2 separate regions of the Homo sapiens genome follow, and region 2 is linked to region 1. A link is a contact called in ENCODE Hi-C or POLR2A ChIA-PET data. All regions are on one chromosome and are shown on one strand. Each heading gives the region's core, a stretch centred on a gene start or an enhancer-like site at or near the end of the contact. The rest is flanking DNA. Distances are from core to core; before and after follow the strand shown. Region 1 holds the start of NFKBIZ (NFKB inhibitor zeta). Region 2 overlaps RDUR (RIG-I dependent antiviral response regulator RNA).

What was found. A loop is a pair of places that touch in the nucleus more often than their neighbours do. ChIA-PET counts read pairs that join two places held with the same protein, here RNA polymerase II (POLR2A). Pooled maps may share reads with other maps.
Region 2: a pooled map shows a loop between it and region 1 (5-fold over the local background). The contact joins the enhancer-like site here to the promoter of NFKBIZ in region 1. A Hi-C loop is called at or near these places in 5 of 37 single-sample maps with no recorded cell type and 9 of 50 pooled maps. POLR2A ChIA-PET finds 5 or more read pairs at or near these places in 15 of 52 experiments (A549, AG04449, AG04450 and 12 more).

The regions. Positions count from the first base shown.
Region 1 is chr3:101,848,059-101,851,011 of GRCh38, reverse strand. NFKBIZ (NFKB inhibitor zeta) reads right to left here and starts at 1,498. Exons shown (of 12, transcript NM_031419.4): 1 at 1,095-1,498. The coding sequence starts at 1,383. RefSeq lists silencers at 1,600-1,771, 820-2,019 and enhancers at 1,513-1,807, 1,602-2,439.
Region 2 is chr3:101,963,396-101,966,348 of GRCh38, reverse strand. The region is part of intron 2 of RDUR (RIG-I dependent antiviral response regulator RNA); the gene reads right to left. Among named protein-coding and RNA genes, the nearest start is that of RDUR, 24 kb to the right of the region's middle. Within about 2 kb of position 1,413, at least 3 of the 41 ENCODE cell types and tissues checked have a DNase peak (open chromatin) inside an H3K27ac peak, as active enhancers do.

The sequences.
Region 1 (2,953 bases), core at 249-2,748:
TCTGGAATGACAGCAGTTCATAATCCAACGTCACAGAAAGAAAAAAATGCAGTTTCAGAAATCCCCTGTGGCTGTGTGGTAAACCAAGGGACCAGCAGAACAGTTTCAGCCAGATGAAGGCCAAGTGGGTAAGAAAAGGTCCTAAACACATATTCTTTCTGGATCTGCTACGCAGTGGTTTAAATCGCTTTTCGCATGATTTTAAATGACTTAAAATGAAAATGAGATATCACTTTTTAAAATAAATGACAACCAAAACAGGAGTGGCTAAGAGTGGGAAACACCGGAAAGAGACGTTCTTTAAAATCATGCTAATTACTCTCAACGTTCAATTATCGAGGCGTTTTTCTAGCCTACCCACAGGGGCATCCTGTTTTCCCCCAAATTATGCAACTCGGTTCACTAAGAAAGGAAACCAATTCGCAGCCCATGAAAGATAACATTACGTCTTTCTCTGCTAGATATGGCTTATCCATTTTTTTTAAGGCACACACAACAAAAACAAGACCGCAAAAATTCCGGGCAGACTTCCGAAACTCGCCAAACTAAAGGCATAACTTGAGTTGGTTTTCAGCCCGGCTTCACCTTGATAACAGCAGTTTCCTTTTCTTTGACGGTCAAGTCTTTTTACTGAAAAATTCCATAAAAACTGAGAAATAAGTCATGACCTTTAACGCTATTCCCAAACCCTTATCCTCTGCTACAGCTTTCCACTAAAATATTCACAAGAAGAAAATTACACCTACATCAGACCCCAAATCTCATCATAGTTTATTAATTATGACTCAACAAAGCTGCTTCTTAGAGAGCGAGCGATCTCCTGGTCACTCGCCCGGCAGTCAGAGCTCGGCCGAGCGGTTTCTGAAGCCCCCCCGAGGCCCGCGGGAGGGAGCCGGTTCCGCGGGCCGGCGAAGGGCGTGTAGGTCAGGCAGGCGCCCGGCCCGGGCAAGGCGGGGAGTGGTAATTGATGGCTAAGGTGCGTACGTCCTAGCTCTAAGGAGGGCGCAGGGGCCACCCTCCATCTGGGGAGTCCCGCTCCCAACCTCCTAGGCGTGCGCGCCCCGAGTACGCAGCGGTGCGGGGCCGGCGGGTACCTGGCTGGCGCTCGGCGCGGGCGCCGCCTCTCGACCGGGACTCCACGGCGCCGCAGGAGGACACCGACGAGGCAGAGGAGAAGTCGGAGGAGTCGGAGCCGGGCGAGCCGGGCGCCGAGGGGCCCAAGACCGAGCAGCTGGCGTCGCAGGCGCCCGGGGCGGCGGCGGGCGGCGACGCGCCGTAGAAGTAGCTCAGGTTGAGCGGGCTGGTCATGAGGCCGCAGCCGCCCGCCGCGTCCCGCAGCCCCTCTCCGCCGCGGCTGTCGTCCAGCAGCTTGTCCACAATCATGCTCCCAGGCTGGGCGCTCGAGGACCCCGACACCTGCGCCACCGGCTCGCTGCGCGCGGCTGCCTCCCGGGCTGGCTCAGGGAGCTGTCGGCGGGCGGACGGCGCGGGCCAGTACGGGCGCGGCGCGGGACTGCCAGGGTATTTAACGGGCCGCAGCGCTCGCCGACCTCCCCGGCGCCCGGCCCGGCCATTGGCGGTGCCCGGGCCGCCTCCCAGCCCCTCCTCCGGATGCGTCCGATTTCCAGTAAAATGTACAGGATGAGGCAATGCGCCCTCCGCCCTCCGCCCTCGCCCCGCCCGCCCGGCTCCGCCCAGACCGACCGGTTGTTTGCCTGCCCTTCACCGGGAAACCCCGACAGCGCGCGGCTTCCAGCCTCCCGCTTCCCGCCTCCCGCCTCCCGCCTCCCGCCTCCGGGACCCCGTCCCTCGCCCGGGCCATCCCTGCCCTCTAGGCCCCCGCCGGGCCTGGGCGCCCGGGGAGAGGGCGCGCGGCGCAGGGCTGGGCCTGCAGAGGGAGGCGGGAGTCAGTGGAGGGAACCGGTTGGCCTGGTTCTTGGGGACTGGCAAGTCCTGGAAGGAGCGCGCCCCGCACCCCTCTGCCTGCCCCGGCGCGGCGAGCTGTTAGCCCAGTTAAGGCATCTCTGGAAGGTTCTTAAGGGCCTGTCTCCTCCGGCGCCCCAGCGTAGCCTCCCTTCTCAAACATAGCGTTTGTCGACGGTTTTAGGCAACATCCCGAACTGAAAGAGATGTTGGAGCATTTTTATGTTCTCAAATTATCTGCTGGGACGCAAATAATGTTTTAGGTGCAGCCATGAATAAAAAGTAATGCCACACTTCTGTATCCTTCAATACTAGAACAAAGCCATCTTAGCAAAATAATACACAAACATGTAGGTGCTGTAGTATATGTAGATATAACTTTTAAAATTCTGCATAGCTTTACACTATCTGATAAACTAACACAGTAATTTTGGCCTTTCCTATCTTGAATACTTTTTTCCAATGGATTTATACAACTATTTGTTCAAGTCCAACTAGCAAAAAATGCGGGAATGATAAGGTTAAGTACACACATGCTATGTTTAAATAAACCGATTATGATTAAATAACACGAGGGATACAAAGTTCAGTGAGCCACCTAAAAGGAGAAACAACAGGTCTGGTAGAGGAAAAAGGAGGTCAGGAGGAAAATCTTTGCAGGGGTGGTGGCATTTAAGATAGGTCCTAAAGGATGGGTGGGATTGGGGCCCACAGCATTTACAGAAAGAACAAGAGCAAAGAATTAAGGAGAGGGTTCATATTAGAGTGTATAGTCCCCTTTTACGATTGTCAAGAGGAGAAGATGGCATTAAATATAAAAGATAACTTGGTGCCTTTGGGTGGAGCACCTCCAGCAGCTGAGACACTGGAATTTTATTTAATAAACATTGAGAAAACATGAATTTTAGGTAGGCAAAATTAATCTGCAAGCAGTTGAGAGAAGATGAGGAGCCCAGAGGCCATTAGGATCCACTGCAGTAGCCCAGGAGAGAAATGACTGGGCACTGGGGCAGATACAGTGGGAAAGGAG
Region 2 (2,953 bases), core at 164-2,663, 120 kb before region 1:
CAGGATCTAATAAAAAAGGAGAAGCCCATCTTGAAGACATCATTCTTCTTTTTCAGAAGTTCCTAAAAATACACTGTGAAATATTAAGAATGTAGAACTCATGGACTAAGATCTGGTCTAGGCTATAGACTCCCTAGCCCATTGGGAGGGATATTCCTCAAATTCCCCAGACTGATTACCATGTGGCCTAAGTCTGAAGATCACCCTAAAGACAGAGCATGGTATCATGGGAAATTCAAGAGCATCAGAGCTTCACAAACCCAAACCCTGGCACAGCCACTCACTAGCTTCAGGGTGACCTTGAGCAATCTTTTTTTTTTTTTTTCTAAGACAGGAAAAAGAATAATCTGAGGCAGAGGTGGGCAGATCACCTGAGGTCAGGAGTGTGAGACCAGCCCGGCCGACATGGCAAAACCCCATCTTTACTAAAAATACAAAAATTAAGCCAGGCGTGGTGTTGCACAGGCTGGAGTACAGTGGTGCAATCTCAATTCACTGCAACGTCCACCTCCCGGGTTCAAGCAATTCTCCTGCCTCAGCCTCTTGAGTAGCTGAGATTACAGGCATGCGCCACCATGCCTGGCTAATTTTTGTATTTTCAGTAGAGATGGGGTTTCACCATGTTGGCCAGGCTGGTCTTGAACTCCTGACCTCAGGTGATCCTCCCACCTCGGCCTCCCAAAGTGCTGGGATTACAGGTGTGAGCCACTGCGTCCGGACAACCTTGAGCAATCTATTTAACCTCTTTCATTTTTCACTTTCCTCTTCTGCAAAATGAGGATGACAGCAATACCTTCTTTGCTTGGTTGTTATGAAGACTGGAAAAAAAGATACACAAAGTACCTAATGCCTGGCAGAGACAGGGCCCTCAATAAATTATTATTATTATTATTATTATTATTACAATTACACAACTATTATTATTCTTCTTCTCTTAAGTGCTTTTACTTATCACCCATGACAAGTGAACAAAGAACTGTTCACCTGAACAAATAATTATGTTGGTCATGGTCTTTGCCTTCTCGGAAATGACAGACTATGGTAAATATAAAATATACCTCTTTTCGCAATCTAAGATTACCTGTCCCTGTTGTACTTTAATCTCACCACTTAATGTTGGAGAGGAATATAATGAAGAGTATGCTGTGTTCTTTGTGCACATGTTTAATCTACAATACTGGACTGGAAACTTGTGTCAGCTCAACTCTTCTACGAACAAGATGCCAAGACAAAATTAGTCATGCAGGAGATTTCTTGGGAGAAACGCCTGTGAAGGATTTGGGGAGGGGCAACCAGCATGGGCAGGGAGGGCCTTCAGAATAGGAGGGAAGGAGGAGGACTGGGTAGTAGGAGTCAGACGGCATTGCAGCACTGAGTCTGAGCCAGGCCGACCAGGAGGCCTCAAGCAAAGACTCCTCATTAGAGGAGTCCCATGCCAGCCAGAAATAGCCTGACCATGGTACCATACAACTACCACATTCAGTTACTAGCTAGAAGAATCCCCAGAAGTCTGTGACTTGTCAGCGTGAATGCAGGGGCAGAGCCAGAGGGGCCGCAGCTGGAAACTGTCAGCTAACTACCCTCCTCATGAGCTTCTCACGCAAGTGGATTTGAGCAGTGCACGCCCGCAGCCTCTAGAGAACTCCCTGAAGACAATAATTGTGTTGGTATTATTGCTTGTACCTAGTAAGTTCTCAACAATTGTTTGTCGAAAACTGAATACGTGATGGTTTTTAGCAACCAGCAGGAAGAACAACCCATTTGCTAAATCCAGGTGGATTAGGTCTCATAATTCCTGAAGAAAGAAAATGTCTTCCATCATTTGAAGTAAATGACAAGGCTCAGAAAATACTCCTGTGGCATAGCAGATCCCAGCCTCCAAACAATAAGTGGGTTGGGGGTGCTGAGGTGATGAGCTGACAGCAAAAGAAAGAAGTGTCAGGCAAAAGTGGCCTGAATTAAACCCACCATTGACTTCATTATGCACTTAATTTCACTTGTATAGACATAGCCACAGGATGAAGTAACCAACAGTGGGTATGGCCTCAAAGGTAAAAGCAAGGTGGTACAAAAACTGCTTCTGAAACAGATGACAGAGTGGAGAGAGCCTCAGGAGCTCGGGGTGGAGGGAAGATTTCAATCGTGGAGGTACACTTGCCCAAAGCAAGCACCCAGCAACTGGAAATCAGGTCACCGCAGCACTCACTGGAGGCTTGAAAAGGATAACTAACTCCAGTTTTCAAAGAATTAAAATAGCTATGGGTGAGGCAAGAGGAAGAAATGACTCACAAATCTGGAGGTAAAATGAGATCTCTGAGCTAATGATGACAAATAAAGGAGGGCAGAGAGAAGAAGCAGTGTTCTTGTCAAGTTCATTTCTCATTTTCATAATAGACAGCTATCTACTTCAATTAAAAATGATTTATTGAACACCTGCTATGCACAAAATGAAAGAAGCAAGGTTTCAAAAACATTCCCATGTCCAAGCAGCATGACTGAGCTCCTCCCAATGCCAGGTATATATGGTGGAGTCTGCAGAAATGAAGAAAATCATTCCCAGTGACTACCCTAAATCCCACCAAGGAGACAAATCCAAAAAACAATTAAAATACAATAACATAGTACATTGTGAATCATGCAGTGATAGAGGCAGGTCTAAGTGTTATGAAAACACTCTAAGTAGGGCAATCATTTAACTCATCATTAAACCAGAATGCTTTGAAAGTAGAAGGGGGCATTATCAATAATTATACTGTGACAATGGGCATAAACTGGGATTGTTCCTGGACAAACCAGGATGAATATCATCCTAGTTGTAAGGAAAAAAACTGGGGAGAGGCCAGGCATGGTAGCTAATGCCTGTAATCCCAGCACTTTAGAAGGCCAGGGTTGGGGGACTGCTTGAGCCCAGGAGTTTGAGACTAGCCTGGGCAACACGGTGAGACCCTGTCTC